3 separate regions of the Homo sapiens genome follow, and regions 1 and 3 are each linked to region 2. A link is a loop called in an ENCODE intact Hi-C map of the cell type or tissue named here. Cell type or tissue: PC-9. All regions are shown on one strand. Each heading gives the region's core, and the rest is flanking DNA. Links, peaks and the distances in the headings are about the cores only. Region 1 holds the start of LOC105373932 (a long non-coding RNA gene). Region 2 has its middle 200 kb from the start of LINC01891. Region 3 has its middle 120 kb from the start of SPP2.

What was found. Peaks named below come from ENCODE experiments on the same cell type or tissue, not always from the same donor. Only the 100,000 strongest peaks of a DNase experiment are listed, where the experiment ranks them.
Region 1: it touches region 2 in a loop (6-fold over the local background); 7 of 110 quality-filtered maps call a loop at or near these places.
Region 3: it touches region 2 in a loop (5-fold over the local background); 2 of 110 quality-filtered maps call a loop at or near these places.

Annotation. Positions count from the first base shown.
Region 1 is chr2:234,199,867-234,206,943 of GRCh38, forward strand. It overlaps LOC105373932 (a long non-coding RNA gene), which reads left to right and starts at 671. Exons shown (of 3, transcript XR_001739236.1): 1 at 671-1,191; 2 at 1,682-1,913; 3 at 2,544-2,749. In PC-9, for the core only: no CTCF peak of the experiment used is centred there; DNase peaks (open chromatin) are centred at 3,625 and 4,815; H3K4me3 peaks cover 543 bases; H3K27ac peaks cover 3,668 bases.
Region 2 is chr2:234,254,364-234,261,440 of GRCh38, forward strand. No RefSeq gene overlaps it. Among named protein-coding and RNA genes, the nearest start is that of LINC01891, 200 kb to the right of the region's middle. In PC-9, for the core only: CTCF peaks have their summits at 3,941 (motif pointing left) and 4,140; DNase peaks (open chromatin) are centred at 2,358, 3,978, 4,488, 5,278 and 1 weaker place; H3K4me3 peaks cover 735 bases; H3K27ac peaks cover 5,000 bases.
Region 3 is chr2:234,165,725-234,172,801 of GRCh38, forward strand. No RefSeq gene overlaps it. Among named protein-coding and RNA genes, the nearest start is that of SPP2, 120 kb to the left of the region's middle. RefSeq lists enhancers at 2,889-3,388, 5,582-6,084. In PC-9, for the core only: no CTCF peak of the experiment used is centred there; a DNase peak (open chromatin) is centred at 3,617.

The DNA of each region.
Region 1 (7,077 bases), core at 879-5,878, 55 kb before region 2:
GGTTTCCAAAGTCAGTTCTTGTTATTTTATTCTGCATGTAAGCCTTTCCTGCAGAATCTTTCCTGCCTGTGTCTACCTGGATCCATGTCCCTGCTTACCACTTCAAACTGGTTTCTTCACTCTGAAGCAGGTTCCCCTTCCCCTTCAGGATATCTGGACCAAGTTTGAAGATGGGCATGAGTTAGGTTCACCCTGGAGCAGGTTCACCCTGGAGTAGGTTCCCCTTCCTCTTTGGAATATCTGGACCAAGTTTTCAGATGGGCATGAGTTAAGTTGCTGTTCCTTTAAGGATGACGTTTCTTAGCAACAATGGATTGCCTGCTTTGTTTTCTGTGGATCGATTGTCTCTGTCTGCGGCTCTCAGCTCCATTTTTTTCAAACTGATCATTGGGCATAAATATTGCTGATGAGCTGAAACTAACATGCTCCCCCCTCCAAAATAAACTAAAAAAACTAACCAAAGGAACACATTGAGGGACTATTCTAGTTGTCCTATTCCAGTTGAATATTCATAGTATTCATCAGTACTATTTAATGTTTTATATAAACTCCAAATGTGCTTGTTATTTCAGTGTTCGGAAAATTTATAGCCAGTAAAATTACATATATACATATACATGATTTGCTTTTATTTATTTGGTTATGAATGCAAGTAAAATATTATTTTCTTTATGTGCTCATTGAGTGCTTGTGTTTCTTGTATGAGTTGGCTAGTCAGGATCTCTGTCCATTTTTCTCCTGCGGCCTTTGTTAGCAGAATTAAATTTTTTTCTCGACCACTCCTCACCAGCCAAGTAAGCATGAGTTCCATCCACCCAGAGCCTCAGACTATGCATCACTAAAGCGAGAAATGTAGACCTGAGAATCCCCAGGTCCTTAGAGGCCTGTGGAGGTCCTCTGATTCTAGAATTTACTTCCTTTCGCCCCAGAAGTAAGTGTTAGGAAGGAAAACTTCAGAGCAGTGTGAAAGAAGGAAATGGGGGACCCTACTTATTTGGGGGCCATGGAAGTCAGCAGCTCTGAGAGGGGAGCTGAGCATGAGGAGCAAGGGGAGCAAGGGGAGACATGAGCATGAGTAGAAGTGGCCAATTGCAGCACAGAATAAGGGCAGGATGAGGGTTGGCAGGGACCTTCAGGGGAACTGGTGCCAGGCACCGAAGGTATGAGAGCCTCTGACCAGCTGGGAAACAGGTAAGAACAAATGGGAATGTGGTGTTCTTCCCAGTATCTGCTCCCTTTACCATGTAGCTTCTCAGTGCTCACCCACAATGGGCAGGGAAACTTCCCCACATCTTTATGATGGGCTGAACCCTGTGATTTGCTTTGGCCAAGGGGGTTGTTAGCCCACTTGATGCAGCAGGCACGAGTGTGCATATGTGTTTCTGCTTGTACCTGTGTACTTCTGCCACTTCCCAAGGATATGTATGACCAGCTGGCCTACCAGTGTTAGGAGGAGGACAGACCCACAGTGCAGAGCCACCCCACTGAAGCTGAGTCCAGGCTAGCTGACCCCAGCCAACCCACAGACCCAGGAGCTACCTAAACACCTACAGCTGCATGTCGTGGTGGGTTGGTATTCTGAATGAAGGCTGTAGATATCTCATACACAGCAAACTGGGCTGGAGTGGGGCCAATGTTGTCCTCCAAGGCACTTCAAGTCCTATTGCACGAATTGTATCAGTTTCTAGAAATTTCCAACACTGGCAGAAACCAAGATACTGGCTTGGGGTAAAAGAAAGAAAGCCCAGTAGGACCCAAGGAAGAGGAAACTGGTAAGCTATGGAAAGGCCATCAAGATCTATCCACGTGGAATAGGAATCAGTGAATTCATCTCAACAAAGAAACCAGGGAGTAAACCAGGAGTCTGTGACATCCACATGCAGGAAGCCTGTGACATCACCTGAAATAGCAAGGTGGGCACTGAAGGAAGACCAATACTTCAAGGCCTGTATGTGCCCTGGGGGATGCCTGGCACCCTGGAGGGAATCTCATTCATTGGAACAACACTGATTCTGATCATACCGCCCTTTGGAACAGGTATACACTGCATACTGCAAAGGATGTGAGCCTTGGCACCCGAGAAGTGACAAGGGCTAGAGCAGACTGAGATTGGTCATGTAGTATGTGTGTGCAGCCTAACAGGTCTCAACTCTCAGTCCTTCCACTCATCCTGGCAATAGGCACAAACATCAACACTGTATAGATCAGGACACAGGTTCATGTAGATCTGGTGATTTACTCTGGGTGATGCAAACAGAAACAGGCAGGACCAAGGTCCAAACCCATCCTGAACCTGAATTTTGCCCTCTTTAAAGAAGAGCCCGACATACATTATAACTACCTAAACCCTATCTTCCTGGCCATTATGGGCCTTGATTTTAGCCACTAAGAACATCCAGTTAATTGCTTCTATTTTTATTCTATGCTCACAAAGTAATCTTGCATTTATATATTGTTTTCTTATATAGACTTGTTAATGGGATGACCATAAATGTATTCAACTTTATGAAATTCATTCCTTGGTTCTCATTGTAAATTTGTAGGTTGGCATTCTCAAGCAATTTCCAGGATTTGCTGAATTTAGCTAGAAGGAGACTGGGCAGCTCTGGGTGTGCTGACCAATCAAAATTCTGGACATGGGGGAGACCCCAAATAATGGGAAACCACCCAAGTACTGCTGTTCAGCAAGACTTTGAGGTGAACTTCCTGGACAACATTTCCGAGACTTCAGGTCCTCCAACTGCAGGATGCAATGGTAAGACTGGACTGAAGGTCTTGCTTTTAGAGGGTGTGTTCTTAAATTTCACTTTGTCTTCTCAGGTTAATAGTACCATGCTTTTGTAATCTATTAATACTTTCTGCTGTCATTAGCTACCAATGCTAAGGGTAAAAATCAAACTATGGGATACTGATAGAATATTTATTTATTTATTTATTTATTTATTTATTTATTTATTTGAGACAGGGTCTTTCTCTGTCACCCAGGCTGGAATACAGTGGTGCAATCACAGCTCCCTGCAGCTTTGAACTCCTGGGTTCAAGCAATCCTCTTGCCTCAGTCGCCCAGGTTACTGGAGCTACAGGTGCACACCACGATGCCTGGCTAATTCTTTTATCTTTTGTAGAAACAGGGTCTTCTTTTGTGGGCCAGGCTAGTCTCAAACTCCTGACCTCAAGTGATCCTCCCGCCTCAGCCCCTCAAAGTGCTAGGATTACAGGTGTGAGCCATTGAGCCCTGTCTAGAATTTTAAAAAAGCAATTCGTAGTATCGCAGTTACAAATCTCAAGACTGAAACTCCTAGATCCGTGTGTGTGGCAGCCTGGTGCCGTCTGTGTGGCAGCTTGGTGCTGTCTGTGCAGTTGAAATAGCCTTGACAGCCTTGAGCCCGTGCTTGGTGGAACTCCTGCTGATGCAGTGTGAAGACACACTTCTTGTGTCTGGAACACACGTCTCAAGTGTAAATCCTCTGTTCCAAACAAGTTTGAATACGTTTTGTTTTATTTTGTTGGCTACTAATTCAAACACTTGTCCTGTGTTAATAGCCAGTGATTAATTTCGGGTTCTTTTTCATGTGGGAATTACTCAAAGCTCCTCTCAAAACTATGCTGCATTCATCAGCGTGACTCATCTTTTTCCATTTCCAGAGCAAACAGCAGGGACTATCCAGTCTGTACTTCAGGAAATGAGCGAGAGTGAAGTAAGCTGGCAAACGACTGCTATTTCTCTTCTTTTGAGTTTGAAATGAAAGGTTTTTTTTCCAGTATAAGATTATTCTTAGGCTGGGTGCAGTGTGTGCCTGTAAGCCCAGCACTTTGGGAGGCCAAGATGGGAGGATCACTTGAGCCCAAGAGTTTGCAATCAGCCTGGGCAATATAGTGAGATGCCCCCGTCTCTAAAAAAATAATTTAAAAAAATTAGCCAGGCCTGGTGGCGCATGCCTGTGGTCCCAGCTACTTGGGAGGCCAAGGTGGGAGGATTGCTTGAGCCTAGGAGGTAGAGGTTGCAGTGAGCTGTTGTTGTGCCACTGCCCTCCTGCCTGGATTACAGATAAAGACCTTGTCTCAAAAAAACCAAGAAACAAAAAACAAAAAACACCCTACTTTTTTATTTAAAAAATGTTTTACTTATTATAGTAACATAAAGAAACAAACATACATAAGAAGCATATAGTGGGATTGATTTTCCCAATGTGAACCCACTGGTGTAATCAGCACTCAGAGAGAGAATCAAAATATTAGCAGCACCCTAGAAGCCCCTGTAGGCCCCAATTTCTAAATTCATAGATGAGTTTGTCCATCCCTGAAGTTTTATATCAATGGATCACATGCTATATACTCTTTGGTCTGGGTGTTTTTTTTTTTTTTTTTAATTGCTGTTAGGTTTGTGCATTGTATCCATATTGTTGTTCAGCAATTGCTTGTTTCTTTTCATTGCTGTATAGTATTCATAACAATCCACAGTTTATTTACTGGATACTGTTAATTCTGTCCTTCATGATTAATGATGTGAACCCCCACTTTCAAGTACTTATCAGCCAATTATTCAATAACTTTTGTTCATTTTTCTACTAGATTTTTTCCTTCGGCTTAATTTTTTAATTTCTGTCTTTTATATTTTTTTAATTTTTAATTTTGAAAAAATGTTAATCTACAAAAAAGTTGCTAGAATTTCCTACTGAATACTCATAGATCTTTTCATCTAGATTCATCAGTTGTTAACCATTAATCATGTTTGTTGTATTTTTCTCTCCATCTCTCTATATATTAACTTTTTTGTGAATCATTGAGAATGAATCATGTTGATATCATGTTCCCCAGTCAATATTCACCGAAATTCTTATCTGGAGTAATTATTACTATGGTGGTTGCAAAATCAACTCTATTTTGCCTTCTACATTTATGAGTTGCCATTCTACTGTAAAATGTTTGCCACATTTGTTGTATTTTTCTGTCTACCTACCTATGTACTGATCAGCTTTTTTCTGAATCACTGAGAGTAAGCTGTAGACACCATGACCCTTTGTTGCTGAATACTTAAGTATATCTTGAATACAAAGACATTTTCTTTCAAAATTACTATATCAAATCCAAGAAATTTAACATTTTTATATTAATATTATATCACATATTATCATAAAAATTTGGCAATTATCTCAATAATGTCTCTGGAATAGCATTTTCTCCTAATGTGGTATCACATGCTGCATTTTCTCCTAATGTGGCATCACATGTTGCATTTTCTCGTAATGTGCTATCACATGCTGCATTTAGTTTTCACATCTGTTTAGTCTTCTCTAATCTGAAATAGGTTCTTAGCCTTTTTTGTTTTTTTATGATATTGACATTTTTTAAGAATATAGCATATTCATGTTGTAGAAAGTGCTCTAATTTGGCTATTTCTGGTTTCTTCTCTGAGACTAAATTAAAGGTACTTATTTTCTCAGAGTATTTCATAATTGAGGCTGTGTCCACGTCTCAATGCATCACTTCAGAAAGCTTGTGACATCATTCTGATCATTCAGACAGAGAGGTGTCAACTAGATTTCTCCATTAAAAAGATTCATTTTCTTTCCATGTAATTAATACATAATTGATTGGGAGATTAACACCATGTTGATATCATATTTCCCAGTAAAGATTCACCCAAATTCTTGCCTGAAGTAATTATTAATATAGTGGTTATAAAAATGGCAATTTTCAACTCATCATGCCTTTTATGTGTACTAGTTGTCATTCTACTATAAAAAATGTTTTACTTTTATTTATTCATTAATTTATATGTTTAGTACAGTATGGACTCCTGTTTTCACTTTATATTCATTATGTTTTTATTCACTTTTGTTTCTATTCTTTTGAGAAACAGAACTGTCCTAAACTTCACCAATGGAAGGTCCTTGATGCCAGTTTGCACATGTCATGTTGGAGGGGGGTGGTCTTTTAACACTTCCTTGATTTATGGACAAGATATCCCAGGCTTATTCATAGTCTTCTGATGTTAATAATTTCTTGATCAAGTTCAATTTATTAATATATGGCTACCACTCTTTGTACTCTGGCTAGGAAATCCTTGCTTAATACAAGTTCACCTTATTTATGGCTACTATGCTTGGTATCTTGACTTGAAAATCCTTGCTTACTTAACACAAGTTCAGGAAATTATTTTCCTGTGATTTTTTTTTCCTACAGGCTTTCATGCTTAGATCTACAATCCTGCTTGAATTTAATTTTGCTTATGGATTGTATATAAAGTTCTGGTTCTTCTGTATAAGGAAGAAAGGAGCACTATTAATTATGGAGCAGTCAGCAGGTATAAACTAGACCCATATGGGAAAATTTGGACAATGACCACGCACCACTTTAAAGTCCTCTGCTATGCATTGGTTCCTGGCTACCTCAGTACCTCATTTCTTACAGGTCTCCCTGTCACACTGATGGCTTAGCTGTTCCTCAAACCTATCAAGACCTTATCCTAAGCCTGTGCTCTTTCTTCCAACAGAACTCTCCTCTCCCATACAGCCACTGGGCCTACTCTTCACGGAGGTCTCTGTCAGTCACCTCCTGAGACATATTTCTGCAACCACCCAATCAAAAATAGCTCCAGCTTATGCCCTTGGTTACTGTCTACTGCCTTACCCTGTGTCCTTTTCTTCACAGCACTTACCACCACCTGATGGAGTGGAGGATTCTAAGTTCCAAGAGGGCAGAAGCAGATTTTCTTTCATTTACTGTTGTGGCCTCACACGTAGCTACAACTGTGCCTGCTGCACACCAGGATGCAATAAATGTTGGCCAGGTGTCTGAACGGAGTGTTTGTCTCTTAACATGGACCTAGCCTTCCCCACCATATTCTTTTAAGAACTGTTTATTTGCTTCTTTGGTCTGCTTACTCTTCCAGACCAAAAAAAATAGAATATGATTTTAAGTTAGAAAACAAACAAGCAAGCAAAAAATCTCTATTTATTTGTTGAAATCATCTGTCTTAGTCCACTTTGTGCTGCTATAACAGAATACTTAAGATTGAGTAAGTTAGAAAGAAAACAAATTTACTTCTCAGGATTCTGGTGGCTGGGAAGTCCA
Region 2 (7,077 bases), core at 944-5,943:
GCAGGTGGGAGGGAAAGGCAACTTAGGAGCTTTAGAGCACTCCAGGCAGGCTGTAGGCCCCATCTCCTAAGAGCCTATGCTTTTATTTTTGTTTTTGTTAAAGACAAGGTCTCACTCTATTGCCAAGACTGGAGTGCAATGGTGTGATCATAGCTCTTTGAAGTCTCAAACTCCTAGGCTTAAGAGATCCTCCCACTCAGCCTCCCGAGTAGCTGGGACTACAGCCATCAGCCATGTGCCACCATGCTCAGCTAAGGTTTTTTTTTTTTTTTTTTTTTAAGAGAGACAGGGGTCTTGCTATGTTGCCCAGGCTGGTCTTGATCTCCTGGGCTTAAACAGTCCTCCCATCTCAGCTTCCCGAGTAGCTGAGGATTATAGGTGTGCACCACCGTGCCTGTGAGCCCATGCTTTTGAATGAGAGGGTGCTAGTGGGCTATTGTGTGGCACAGCCAAGCTTCCTTTCCAGGCATTATTTGTCTCTGGATGTGAAGCATTTCCTAGCAATCAGTGATGTGTTCTGTGTAGTCCTGTCCACACTGCATTTGCAAAAATCCCTCATGGATGCTGGGATGTGGTTAATTTCTGGTTTCACTTTGTAATGAAGATGCACATGTTTTCTGTTTTATGTTTTGGAGGTACATGTGTCTATGAACATAGAGACAGATGTGGACATATAGATTGATAGTCGCTTTGAAGACAATTTGAGGTGGTTTATGCTGTGGTTGTTTACATGAGAACAATGGGGAGGGAGAAGGAACCCCATGCTCCCTTGAGGTCCTTCTACCTGTCTCAGAAACCCCACATCTCAGATCCTCAACCAGATTGTAAGATCCTCAAACACAGGACAGGTTTTACTTACCTAGTGCTTCCCAGAGATGCCCAGTAGAGAGCCTTCTGCATCTTTCTGTATTTTTCCATTAGCTGATTTGGTAAACCTGATGAAGCAAATACTGTTTGGTTGAAACAATTTACATTGCTCTAGGCAACGCTATTCCTCAGCCAAATGAATTAGATGATTAATAAGTATAACACGTAATTGAATTCAAAGTCCACGTTTGCCATCCCCTAAGCAGAGGAGGTTTCGTTGTATATTGTTATTGATGGAAAGAAACTGAGGTACTTTGGCTAAACAAAAGAGGGTACAGATGGCATTGTGCTTCAACTACACAAAAGGAGCCTGCTTATATACATGCTTGCTGCATGCCAATTTCTGCTCTCTGGTATTTTAGTGGAGAAAGGAGATTTCTTTAAAGACACTAAAGTAAGTATCAACAAAGAAGTGATTTATCTTTATATCAGAATTTTGGCTTGGAGCACAATCAGGATTTTGGGTCTGTTTGGGGCTAAGTAGAAATATATGTGAGACCAAAATAGGTTTTTCCTGAACCTTCAAAACTATACACAGTGAAAGAAATATTAGCTTCAAAAATCAAAGTGATTGGATTTTCTAGAATCTGTATGATATGATGAGAAAATGTATGCAATATACATAAACCAGAATAGCCTTCCTTATTCAATGTTAACACTTTTTATAAGAAAGTATTAGACCTATTGATTTAGCAACTACATAATTATTGGTACTTGAAATACAGGCTTATAGAAACGAAGAAGTCAGAGTCACTCATTCAAAATGTAAGCATAAATATGACTTCCATTAGCAATACCGGATTCCTGGATAGAATGGCCCAGTCTAGTCATCCCAGCAGGTCAAAGTGGCAAACCAGGTCAACACCAGAAGAGGCCCTTACAAATCCAAACAGAAACTTCTTTCTAAACCAAATCATTTGGAAAACACCTGAGCAATCCATGAAGTTTTTTACTGAGGTGCAGACATTCCAAAAGCTAAGCAAATATTCATGTAATGAGTGCCCCAAGACCATCAGCCGTGGACCTGTCGTTACTTCAAACAAGTCAGGATTTCAGCCAGGTCAAGGTTGAAGAAGAATAATTTTGGTCTAAGCACCTGGCATTTGCTCTTAGGTGTGGTCAAACTATATATAGGTGGATGCCGCCAGTCTTTAGTTGAATTGGGCAAAGAACTCTGAGTTCAGTAGGGGTGTGTGTGTCTGTGTGTGTGTGTGTGCATTTGAAATCTTTTTCATCTTTAATGAAATCTATTTTTTAAATGTCCTTCTTGTCTAAGTGCAACTAAGAGAGAGACTGCCCATACTAAGAGATTGGGGTGTTTGCTCAGGGCAGGGGTACAAGGCACACCTATTCCTCACCCAGTGCAAGCTGGGGGGATGGAGGAATTAGATGACTCCTGAGTTCGCTGCTCTAACCAGAGAGGGAAGGGGCAAGCCTGCATTCTTGTCAAGGTGAGGATAATTCTGGCCTCATGTGACCCAGCTTTGCTGATCCTACCAGGTGAGCATTCCTGAAATAACTGCTATCCTCGTGGAGTCCTGTTCCTGGTCCTGTCTACTCAAGAGATTGTGGGTGTCGCCTGCCTTGAGTTGGCCACCCTCATGGGCTTCTTTGTTACTGGCAATCAAAGTCCTGATAACCTTGATGTGATACCCCTGCATTCATCCCAGGTAAAATTCTAATGAAAAGCCACTTCTCTCAGATCATCATGTGGGATGGTAGATTTCACCTGTTGACAGATACCTAGGGATAGATATGGACTTGGAAGTCAGGAGGACCTGGGTTCAAATCCCTACTCATCCACTTGTGGGCAAGAGAGCCTGGAAAATTTACTTACTCTAAAAACCTGTTTCATTGTCTATAAAGATGCAGATAATAACAATGACAATAGAATTTTATATGGACTGAATGAGCTAATCCAATGTAAATGTGTAACACTGGGTCTGATTTGGTAAAAAAGCACCATTTTATAAACATAGAGAGCAATTCAGGATGAGGAAAGGCAACAGAGTTCTATTACCTTTCAGGTCTCAGTTCATGTCAATATCAATTTTGAAATGTCATTCAACAAAACAAGTATATAGTGAGTTCTTATTAGGTGTCAGGCACAAATTCCAGGAGTTGGGTAAGACAGTCAGTGTCCCTACCCTCAGGAAGCTTACATTTTAATAAAGAAAGAAAGGAAAGAAGGGAGACAGGGAGGGAGGGAAAGAAAAAATAAAATGTAATTGATGTAGCAGTACAAACCCTCAGGCATTATGATAGGGGTGACTTTTGCAAATCCCCCCGATATGGTTTGGCTGTGTCCCCACCCAAATTTATCTTGTATCGTAGCTCCCATAATTTCCACGTGCTGTGAGAGGAACCTGGTGGGAGGTAATTGAATCATGGGAGCAGTTTCCCCCATGCTGTTCTCATGGTAGTGAGTAAGTCTCACAGATCTGATGGTTTTATAAAGGGAAACCCCTTTTGCTTGGCTCTTATTCTCTATTTGCCGGTCACCATGTAAGATAGCCTCTTGCTCCTTTTTCGTTTTCTGCCATAATTGTGAGGCCTCCTCAGCCATGTGGAACTGTGAGTCAATTAAACCTCTTTCCTTTGTAAATTATCCAGTCTTGGGTGTGTCTTTATCAGCAGCGTGAAAACGGACTAGTATACCCCCTAACCCTAACCCTAACCAAACAACTTTGATTTTGTCAGAAATAACCAGAGTTGGTTTTCTCAGTAATCACCACCAAATTTCTCACCATTGCATCTGGAAAAGTGGAAACAGCATTCTAGGACCCTGCCAAGGATGGGAAGGCCGGGAGGGGTGTGGCCTGTGTCTCAAGAACAATCTACCTGTAACCAGACAGGGTTGTTCATCTTTAGGAAATCCCTACTGCCCTAAGCTAAGACGGTGGATGTGAAAATGTCCCACTTGCTGGAGGAGGGAGCTTAACCTCGGAGAGAGCATTTCTGAGGCTTCTGTGGCATCTGTTAAGTCTTCAAACACATAGGACTCTCTCCAAGTCAAGCGACGAGAAAGTGCATTTTTCACAGTGCTTGCTGCAGCACGTTTCAGGGAGCATGTGTGGAGCCTCCTGGTGGGGAGAATACCTGGCAGCTGCCAGACACATTCACTGTGGGATTCTGTGGCTCGGAGCACATGTCCTGTGAGTCACAGGATATGAGACAGTGAGGAGGCAGAGGGTAGGGAGAGGGCAAGGCGCTCCAGAGGCTGCAGCAAAGGAGAGAGGGGGATGCCTTATTTCTCTTAATTTTTAACCTATATAGGCAATTTTGCAATAAAATGGGTTGGCTACCAAGTATATTTCCCTAGAGCTCATGAAGCATTGGATCCTTTGATTGCAGAAATCCAAAGATAACAAGGTGAAAATTCAACTCACAATCCATATTTCAATTTGCCATTTGTGGTTTGTAGTGATTGGTCTGAGCCTGTGAGTAATCTAATGGTGAAACATGGTTGCACGCTAGAAAAGCTGTAGTTTACAGCAAAAACCAAGGAGCTATGGGCAAAAACTTTAATCACTTCAAAAAGAAGTAATTCACCTGGAATCACCTTTCCTGCAGGCAGTGAGATGTGCGGAAACAGGCCCCGAGCTATAGGTAAGAACACCCAGGTGTTGGGGCTGCCCCTGCTGCTTATCAGTAGATCTCTGAGCCATCCATGCCCCACCTGGAAATACCCTGAGATCCTGTTGAATGAGGTTCTTTGCAAGCCACAGAATGCAATATGAGGATGAAAGTTTCTTTATAGTTGAATTTGTATAGTATCCATTGACAGCACAGTTCATATGGGACCACAAACAGAGATCCGTGTACCATGCACCCAGCACTATGCAACAGGCACCATGTACTAAGCAGCAAGCACCATCGCTGACTTGGGGCTAAAGATAAACACATGCCAGGCCAGGCGAGGTGGCTCACGCCTGTAATCCCAGCACTTTAGGAGGCCGAGGCGGGCGGATCACGAGGTCAGGAGTTGGAGACCAGCCTGGCCAACATAGTGAAACCCCATCTCTACTAAAAATACAAAAAAATTAACCAGGTGTGGTGGCGGATGCCTGTAGTCCCAGCTGCTCGAGAGGCTGAGGCGGGAGAATCACTTGAACCTGGGAAGTGGAGGTTGCAGTGAGCCGAGATTGCGCCATTGCACTCCAGCCTGGGTGACAGAGCAAGACTCCGTCTAAAAAATAAATAAATAAATAAAAATAAACACATGCCAAATAATAACAGAGTGTTGGATAGGAAGGTAAAGTTGGGCCTCTTGACCAGAATAAAAATTCGTTCATTTGACCAACATTTACATCTTTTGCATTTATTTTCTATGAGGTGTACTATGTTCTCTGAGAAATCCAAAGCTGAATCAGAAACAGGTCCTGCTGTCAGGGAGGTGATAATTTAGTAAAGAATGTAAATTCATCTACAAATATCTGTAGCACAAAGTGGTATTATGCATTTTACTCAGGCCTTGGTCACTGGGTATAGAAACTATTCAGGAGAGGAAAAGCCATCACCGGAGCTCTGCTTGGTGACCTCTCAGCCTTAGCCCCAGCCTCACCCTCACCTCAGCCCCAGCCTCAGCCTCAGCCTCACCCTCAGCCTCACCTCAGCCCCAGCCTCAGCCTCACCCTCACCCTCACCTCAGCCCCAGCCTCAGCCTCGGCCTCGGCCTCAGTCTCACCTCAGCCTCAGCCTCACCTCAGCCTCACTTCAGCCTCAGCTTCAGCCTCACCTCAGCCTCAGCCTCAGCCTCACCTCAGCCCCAGCCTCACCTCAGCCTCAGCCTCACCTCAGCCCCAGCCTCAGCCTCACCTCAGTCCCAGCCTCAGCCTCACCTCAGCCTCAGCCTCAGCCCCAGCCCCAGCCCCAGCCCCAGCCTCAGCCTCAGCCTCACTTCAGCCTCACCTCAGCCTCAGCCTCACTTCAGCCTCAGCCTCACCTCAGCCTCAGTCTCAGCCTCAGCCTCACCTCAGCTTCACCTCAGCCTTCCTTGCGGTAAGTTTGCAGGAAAGATAGAATTCTACTACTAAAGGCATGAGCAAAGGAAAATGGAGGATATATTATAGCGACCTAGAGAAACAGCACACTAGAAAGACACATAAATGCCTAATTGTAGCTGTCATAGAAGACCTCAGGTGCCACTGGAAGGGTTTACGCATTGTGATACCAGTGGGGAGCCATTGCAGGCTTCGGACCAGGGATCAGGGAGGGCGGGGGAATCAGAGACCTCTGTTTCAAGCAGGCGTGTGTGGTTTCCCTTAAAACTTGAACTGAGCCTGCCTCTGGATGAACCCCTTTTCTCCCATGGCTGGACCGAGCCAGCAGGCTCAGCCCAAGGCAGAGCCAAGAGCAACCCTGCAAGGATAGAGGGTCTGCATGCTGGGAGGCAGTGTTGTCTAGTTTCCCCCTGCAAAGATGGAAGCTCTGCATGCTGGGAGGCAGTGTTGTCTACTTTCCTCCTGTAGGACCCAGTGAATCCAGAACATAGAAACCTGGCGAGCTCCAGCAGGGTGGTGGGGATGCGCAGACACAGAATCGAGGGGCTCAGCAGTGGGCTGAGGATCTGCGATGTCTCCAGAGGCAGCTGGAGCAACACGGCCAGAGTGAGTCCTGGGTTGAAAGGAGCCCTGGGTGAGTGCTCAGGTTCCCTTCACCTTTCACACTGGGTACCTCATTCTGCTGTATCTCCTTCCACTTCTCTGCCATCACCATTTCCTCTCACTGGCTCTTATCAATTCACATTTAAATGCACTTAGTTATTTCTAATGTAAAAGAAATTTCTCTCGCTGGGTGCGGTGCCTCACGCCTGTAATCCCAGCACTTTAGGAGGCTGAGGCAGGAGGAACATGAGGTTAGGAGTTCGAGACCAGCCTGGCCAACATAGTGAAACCATGTCTCTACTAAAAATACAAAAATTAGCTGGGCATGGTGGCACATGCCTGTAATCCCAGCTACTCAGAAGGCTGAGGCAGGAGAATCGCTTGAACCCAGGAGGCGGAGGTTGTGGTGAGCTGAAATCACGCCACTGCACTCCAACCTGGGCAATAGAATGAGACTCCATCTCAAAAAAAAAAAAAAAAAATTTCTTTTCTGACTGCACCCTCCTGTCCATTCACTTTCTATCACATTCTTTCCTGTTGGTCTTGAAAGAGTTGTGTACCCTCGCAATCTTCACTTCCTTACATACTATCCTCAAACTTTACA
Region 3 (7,077 bases), core at 1,020-6,019, 89 kb before region 2:
TCTCAGATAGATGCAAGGCCCATAACTTATTCTGGTCTAGTTATTCAATTTGTGGTTCTACCAGAGTAATTCCATTTCCCATGCTCTCAGAAATATTTTAGAACAAGAACAAAAATAACCTTATGTATGTGCACACATACACGCCACCCACAAGACAAACTGGATGTGTATAGAAGATTGCTCGACTTGGCTCTGGAACACTTTTAGATGGTATCACTTTATTACACAGTGATGGGGGTCCCACATGTGTTTCTAGGTAGCATCTGGTTTACTAATAAGAGTTTGAGCTGTTTAGGGAAAGAATCGGGACATGAAGGAGTTGGAGATATTTATGTCTAGAAAGAAAAGACTTGTTCATGTGCACCCTGGGTGTGCAGGGTGCAATGGGAACTGGAGGTGTGGTGAATAAAGACCATGACTCTTTGAAAAAAACTGGAAGAGCTGCCATGTGGCAGGCACACAGACTGACTTTACCATAGAGACAGGTTGTGAGTGATGGGAAGGCAGATTTTTGTTAAATATAGAGAACAATGTTCTAATAACTATTGCTATTAAGAAACAGAATGGATTACTTTACGAGGCATGGAGTCTTCTGTTCCTAAAAGTGTTTAAGCTGAGACTAGAATTCTGCTTTGGTTATCTGTTGCTGTCCAAAAAAATTAACCCTAAACTTACTGACTTAAACAAAGCCTTTTTAATTTATTTTCTCATGATTCTGCAATCTGGGCAGGGCTCGGCAGGGGCAGTTCATATGGCATCATCTGGGTGGCTTGAGTGGGGCTGAGGGATCCACTTCAAAGATGGCCTCACTCATAGCTGGCAGGTTAGTGCTGATTGCATCTAGAAATTCAGCTGGGGCTGTGGGCTGGAGGCCTCAGTTTTCCTCCATGTGGCCTCTGCACATAGTTAGGCTGGCTTCTCAGAGCATCATGGTCACAGGTAGTTCTTATGCTGTGTCTACCTTCATCCAGACAGAAGAGAAGTTGCTAGGCCTGATTGACGTTTAAGCCCAGAACTGGCGTAGCTTCACTTCTGCAACATTCTGTTGGTTGAAGCAGGGTCACTGGGCCAGAGCAAATTCAAAGTGAGAGAACCACATAAAACGTGAATACATCATTGGAGTCCACCAAAGTTATGCTTTATCACAATGCCCAACTAGCTTTATAATACAGAACATTCATTTTCTGGGTAGAAGGTTGAAATGAGTGATCATTGATGCTTCTTGGAACTCTAAAACTCTCTGGTTAAATTTCTTTTCAACCTCCAGTGCCTAGTACAATCACAGGCACATCATGATCATTAAAACAGTACTTATTGATTGATTGATTTCACACATTTTATATTTTCAAGCTGAGACAGGGCCTCAGTCAATATCTCACAGGAACATAGCTCTCTGCAAAATAGAATGCCATTTCAAGCCAACAAATGATTACTCTTCATGCTGTAGATACAAACTTGGTCCAAAGTAATTCGTTTTGCAAATGCTGTTTTTAGACACACACGCACAAATCACTCTGGTTTATAAAATCCATGGCACAATGTAAGGAAGGATGGGAAGGTATATGCTGTTACATTACATGTATACTTTGCTACCTGAATTGGTTTTTTTTAAAGGTAAAATTTCTGTTTATTATCAATGTAAAACACACTCACTATGGCAAATGTATATGAAAATGAGCACACAAAAAAGAAAAAGAATCACTTATAATGACTTATAGGTAACTACTCCAAACTTTTTATGCATATTTTAATATAGATTAACCTAATAGGTTTATATTATTATTTCATTTAACTTCACCGTAACTTATTTTCTATGATACTAAAAAATTCTATATTGAAATAATATATTTTGTGTCAAAATATTTAATAATATTAAAATCCTTACACTTTTTTTTTTCAAGATGGAGTCTTGCTCTGTCATCCAGGCTGGAGTACAGTCACGCAATTTCAGGTCACCCCAACCTCCGCCTCCCGGGTTCAAGCAATTCTCCTGTCTCAACCTCCCGAGTAGCTGGGATTACAGGCACACACCACTACGCCTGGCTATTTTTTGTATTTTTAGTAGAGACGGGATTTCACCATGTTGACCAGGCTGGTCTCAAACTCCTGACCTCATGATCCACCCGCCTTGGCTTCCCTAAGTGCTGGGATTACAGGTTTGAGCCACCATGCCTGGCCACAAATGCTTTTTAATTATTGCAAAATATATATAATTCTGCCATATGGAGATACCATAATTTACTTATTGTGCTTATCTTAGGTTTAAAATTGTTTAAAAATTGTTAACACTAAATATCATCATATTATACATTTTTCTGCATAAAGACTTATTTAGAAATATGAAGGGGTGGGTTGCCCCTCCACACCTGTGGGTGTTTCTCGTTAGGTGGAATGAGAGACTTGGAAAAGAAAAAGACGCAGAGACAAAGTATAGAGAAAGAAATAAGGGGGCCCAGGGGACCAGCATTCAGCATATGGAGGATCCCACCGGCCTCTGAGTTCCCTTAGTATTTATTGATCATTCTTGGGTGTTTCTCGGAGAGGGGGATGTGGCAGGGTCATAGGATAATAGTGGAGAGAAGGTCAGCAAATAAACACATGAACAAAGGTCTCTGCATCATGAACAAGGTAAAGAATTAAGTGCTGTGCTTTAGATATGCATACACATAAATATCTCAATGCCTTAAAGAGCAGTATTGCTGCTCGCATGTTCCACCTCCAGCCCTAAGGAGGTTTTTCCCTATCTCAGCAGATGGAACATACAGTTGGGATTTATACCGAGACATTCCATTGCCCAGGGACGGGCAGGAGACAGATGCCTTCCTCTTGTCTCAACTGCAAAGAGGCATTCCTTCCTCTTATACGAATCCTCCTCAGTACAGACCCTTTACAGGTGTGGGGCTGGGGGACGGTCAGGTCTTTCCCTTCCCACGAGGCCATATTTCAGACTATCACATGGGGAGAAACCTTGGACAATACCTGGCTTTCCTAGGCAAAAGTCCCTGCGGCCTTCCGCAGTGTTTGTGTCCCTGGGTACTTGAGATTAGGGAGTGGTGATGACTCTTAACAAGCATGCTGCCTTCAAGCATTTGTTTAACAAAGCACACCCTGCACAGCCCTTAATCCATTTAACCCTGAGTTGACACAGCACATGTTTTCAGGGAGCATAGGGTTGGGGGTAAGGTTATAGATTAACAGCATCTCAAGGCAGAATAATTTCTCTTAGTACAGAGCAAAATGGAGTCTCTTATGTCTACTTCTTTCTACACAGACACAGTAACAATCTGATCTCTCTTTCTTTTCCCCGCAGAAATATATTTTAAAATACACTTCAAAGAGATGTATTAACATTACATATTTTATTCCGTAAACATTTATTGAACACCTACTATGTCTAGACACATTGATAGGCTAATAAAAAACACCTATATATTGATTGTTCACTTACTATGCATCAGGTACTATATTAAAGGATCTACAATTAGTTTGCTAAGGCTTTTGTAACAAATTCCACAAACATGGTGGTGAGACAGACATTGTCTCACAGCTCTGGAGGCTGGAAGTAGGGCTGTGCTCCTTCTGAGGACTCTAAGAAAATACGCTTCCTGGCCTCTTTCCAGCTTCTGGTAGTTGCCAGCAATTCTTGACATTCTTTCACTTGGTCCTAAGTAATAGCTACTTATGATAGGGTCATTCCACTCTGTGTCTCTGTTACCATATAGCCATCTTCCCTCTGTGTGCCTCTGTGTCCTAATTTCCCTCTTCTTACCCTAATCCAATGTGACCTCATCTTAACTTGATTACAGCTGCAAATATCTTATTTCCGAATAAGGTCACCTTCACAGATTTCAGGTGCACATGCATTTTTGGAGGACAGTATTCATTCTAGGCAGCATTCCATGAATAATATTTTCTGATCCTCACAATTACTCTCTTGGGGTAAGTATGTTGATCATCCTGGGGCTTAGAGAAGCCAATTATCTTTTCTAGGGTCATACAACCAGGAAACTGTGGGGCAGGTGTTCAAAGCCAGAAGCTCCAGCTCCAAGGTCCCACTTGCAAACACCAGCTCTACTGCTAGAGGGGCTGTTTGTATCAGAGGCCAACAGGTTAGAAAAACCAACAAAAGTGATTTGCTTGCCCAGTCAAGGGGATCATGAATCCCCAGCCCTGTGGGTTACAATGAGCTCACTTTTCGTTTTTCTCTGTCATGAAAGTGGAAACCTTGGAAAAGCTGAAGAATGAAGAGGGGAGGATTGAACAGGGACCCTTGGAACTGTAGGTAGTAAGGCCAGGGAAGCCCTGCCAGGTGTTCAGAACTAGCTGCAGCCACAGTAGGAAGCCAGCCATGGGACACTGAGGTGTTCTGGGGCTGGAAGGGCTGTGGGATGGTTCCAAGCTGTGCCAATGCTAGAGGCAGCAGAAGTGGAGCTTACAGCCAATGAGGTGCTCCTTTCCTAATGAATATTTGCGTCTCTCCTCCCATCCCATGAGAACACGTGGACTGCCTTAAAAATAGCATCAGTCAAGCCCCTCTTAGCTTAATTTCCACGTTCACAACCTGAATGTGCAGTTCTAAACTTGGAACTGACAAAAGGCGGCCGAAAGATTGCTTTTCAGAAAATAATGAGCTTAATGGGCCCTTTGACAAATGGTAGAGATTTTCATTTTCTACTGTCCCTTTGTTTGAACTATTTTCTGTTTTTTTTTTTTTTTTTTTTTTTGAAACGGAGTCTCGGTCTGTCGCCCAGGCTAGAGGGGCAGTGGCGCGATCTCGGCTCACTGCAAGCTCCCCCTCCCGGGTTCACGCCATTCTCCTGCCTCAGCCTCCCAAGTACCTGGGACTACAGGCACCCGCCACCACGCCTGGCTAACTTTTTTTTGTTGTTGTATTTTTTAGTAGAGACGGGGTTTCACCGTGTTAGCCAGGATGGTCTCCATCTCCTGACCTGGTGATCTGCCCTCCTCGGCCTCCCAAAGTGCTGGGATTACAGGCGTGAGCCACCGTGCCTGGCTAATTTTTTGGTATTTTTAGTAGAGACAGGGTTTCACCGTGTTAGCCAGGATGGTCTCCATCTCCTGACCTGGTGATCCGCCCGCCTCGGCCTCCGGAAGTGCTGGGATTACAGGCGTGAGCCACGCGCCCAGCCTTTTTTTTTTTTTTTTTTTTTTAGGTGACATGTACATCTTTGTTTCCAACAACTGGATGTGGGTTGAAAGGAAAGCCTCTGTGAAATGAGTTTCCTGTGAAAATGAGACCTCGACCGTGCAAAGTGAAATCGTAGTAGGGAGGCTTCTGCTTTAAAGACTCAAATTGTGGAAAGGTGGTCCTCCCACTGCGCTGTTCTCAGAAAGGCGGGCAGTCGCCTGGAGGAGTGGAGAGAAGGGAGGTCGCCATCTTAAAGGGGATAGGGCTGAGTTGTCCTGGGCTCCTTCTGCCGTCCCTTGCGGTGGCGCCACAAGACCTTTGGAAGCTGGCTTCCTTGCCATCTGCTGTTTCTCACCTTAGATACTCGTTTGTGCCGTGTCTATCTTGTCTGGTTCCACTTTCAGCAAGAAAAAGAAAACTCCCTTTCAGTAGAACACTATAGGCTTTTCGGTTAAAATAGCGAAGGGAGCATATGCCTCTAACATGCCTCCCCCATCCCAATGTCAAATCCAGAAAGTAACCCAAAAGAGAAGAACATACGTGAGCGCTGGAGACCCGGGAGGGTGCATTTCAACAGCACGCCAGGAACTTCAAGGGAGTTTTGCAAAATGTTTCATGTAAGGGAAATTAGAGGGAGAGAAAGGAATGGGGACATGTTGAGGTGTGTGTGTCCCCCTCTACCTGGGGAGGCAATCGCAACCTCCATCTGTACCTTGTGGTCCATGCTACAGAGATAAGAGGCAAGGTCACGTTCTCTGCTCAGGGCTTCATGGCTGTGCCGAGGAAGGCTGGGTCACCGGACACTTCTCCAGCCGTTGTGGGGCCCCTGGTTAGCAGCCAGGGGTAGCGGCGCCCACAGCCTTACGGTGCCCCTGCCTGTCCTTGGAGATGTTGTGATGTGGGCCCCCGATGACATGCCAGGGAGGAGGAGCCACTCTCCCTCCCAGTAAGGGTCCTGGATCCGGCAGCAGGAGCAGGGGGTCCACGGAGGCCCTCATCCCAGCGTCTCCAGGTACAGGCAGGGGCGCGCTGACACTGTGGGCTCTGCCACCACCGGCTGCTAACCAGAGGCTCCACGGCCGCTAGAGAAGTGGCCAGTGACCCAGCCTGCCTCAGTACAGCTATGAAGTCTTTTGCAGAGAATGCAACTTCTGACCTGCCAAAGTGAAAAGCATGGTAAATCTGGGTTGAGACACTTTCAGCAGGATCCTACACAATCTCGCCCCGTCTCTTACAGAAGCCACCTTCACCGCCGGTGCTCCCTGGATACAGATCAGAACCCCTCTGCATGCTAAGCAAGCTAAGAAAAGCAACAGGACATCTGAAAAGCCCCGTGATGATGGCTCTGGGAGAAACTGGGCTAGGAACTCAGAGCAAATACCATCCGTATCATAACTCCCTAATTCCTGGGCGTGACATAGGCTTATTCCGGGAAGCAGGAAGAGAGCTTTGGAGTGCTCTCAATCTGTTTTCAATGGATACTGTATCTGTGAGTAGAGAATGACACGAGAGCAGAAAAAAAGGGTCTTCTGTTAAAAAGTACAACTAGTGAATTAAAAGAAGAAAAGTCAGCGGAGGCAGAGAAGGTTAGATGAGATGCCCTGAAATTCTCAGAGGAAAAGTCTGCCGAGATTAATGAAGAAAGCAAAACTGAAGAGATAAACAAGTGACAGGCATGTAGAGATAATAAGTGACAAGAAGAACAAATTTAGGAGATTCAGTATATCCATTATCAGAATGTAAACGGCAGCAAAGCTCAGAGCAGGCGTAGAAGGGTTTTCCGGTAATAGATGACATTTTATTCTCTCATACTTTAAAAATCTGTTCCATAAATGCAGTTCTGAATCACCTTGCATGTGTAAAGCTCCATATTTGGACTTTCTCTCCTGTTTTCTTAATTAGCCTTGCTAAAGAGTGACTACATTCAG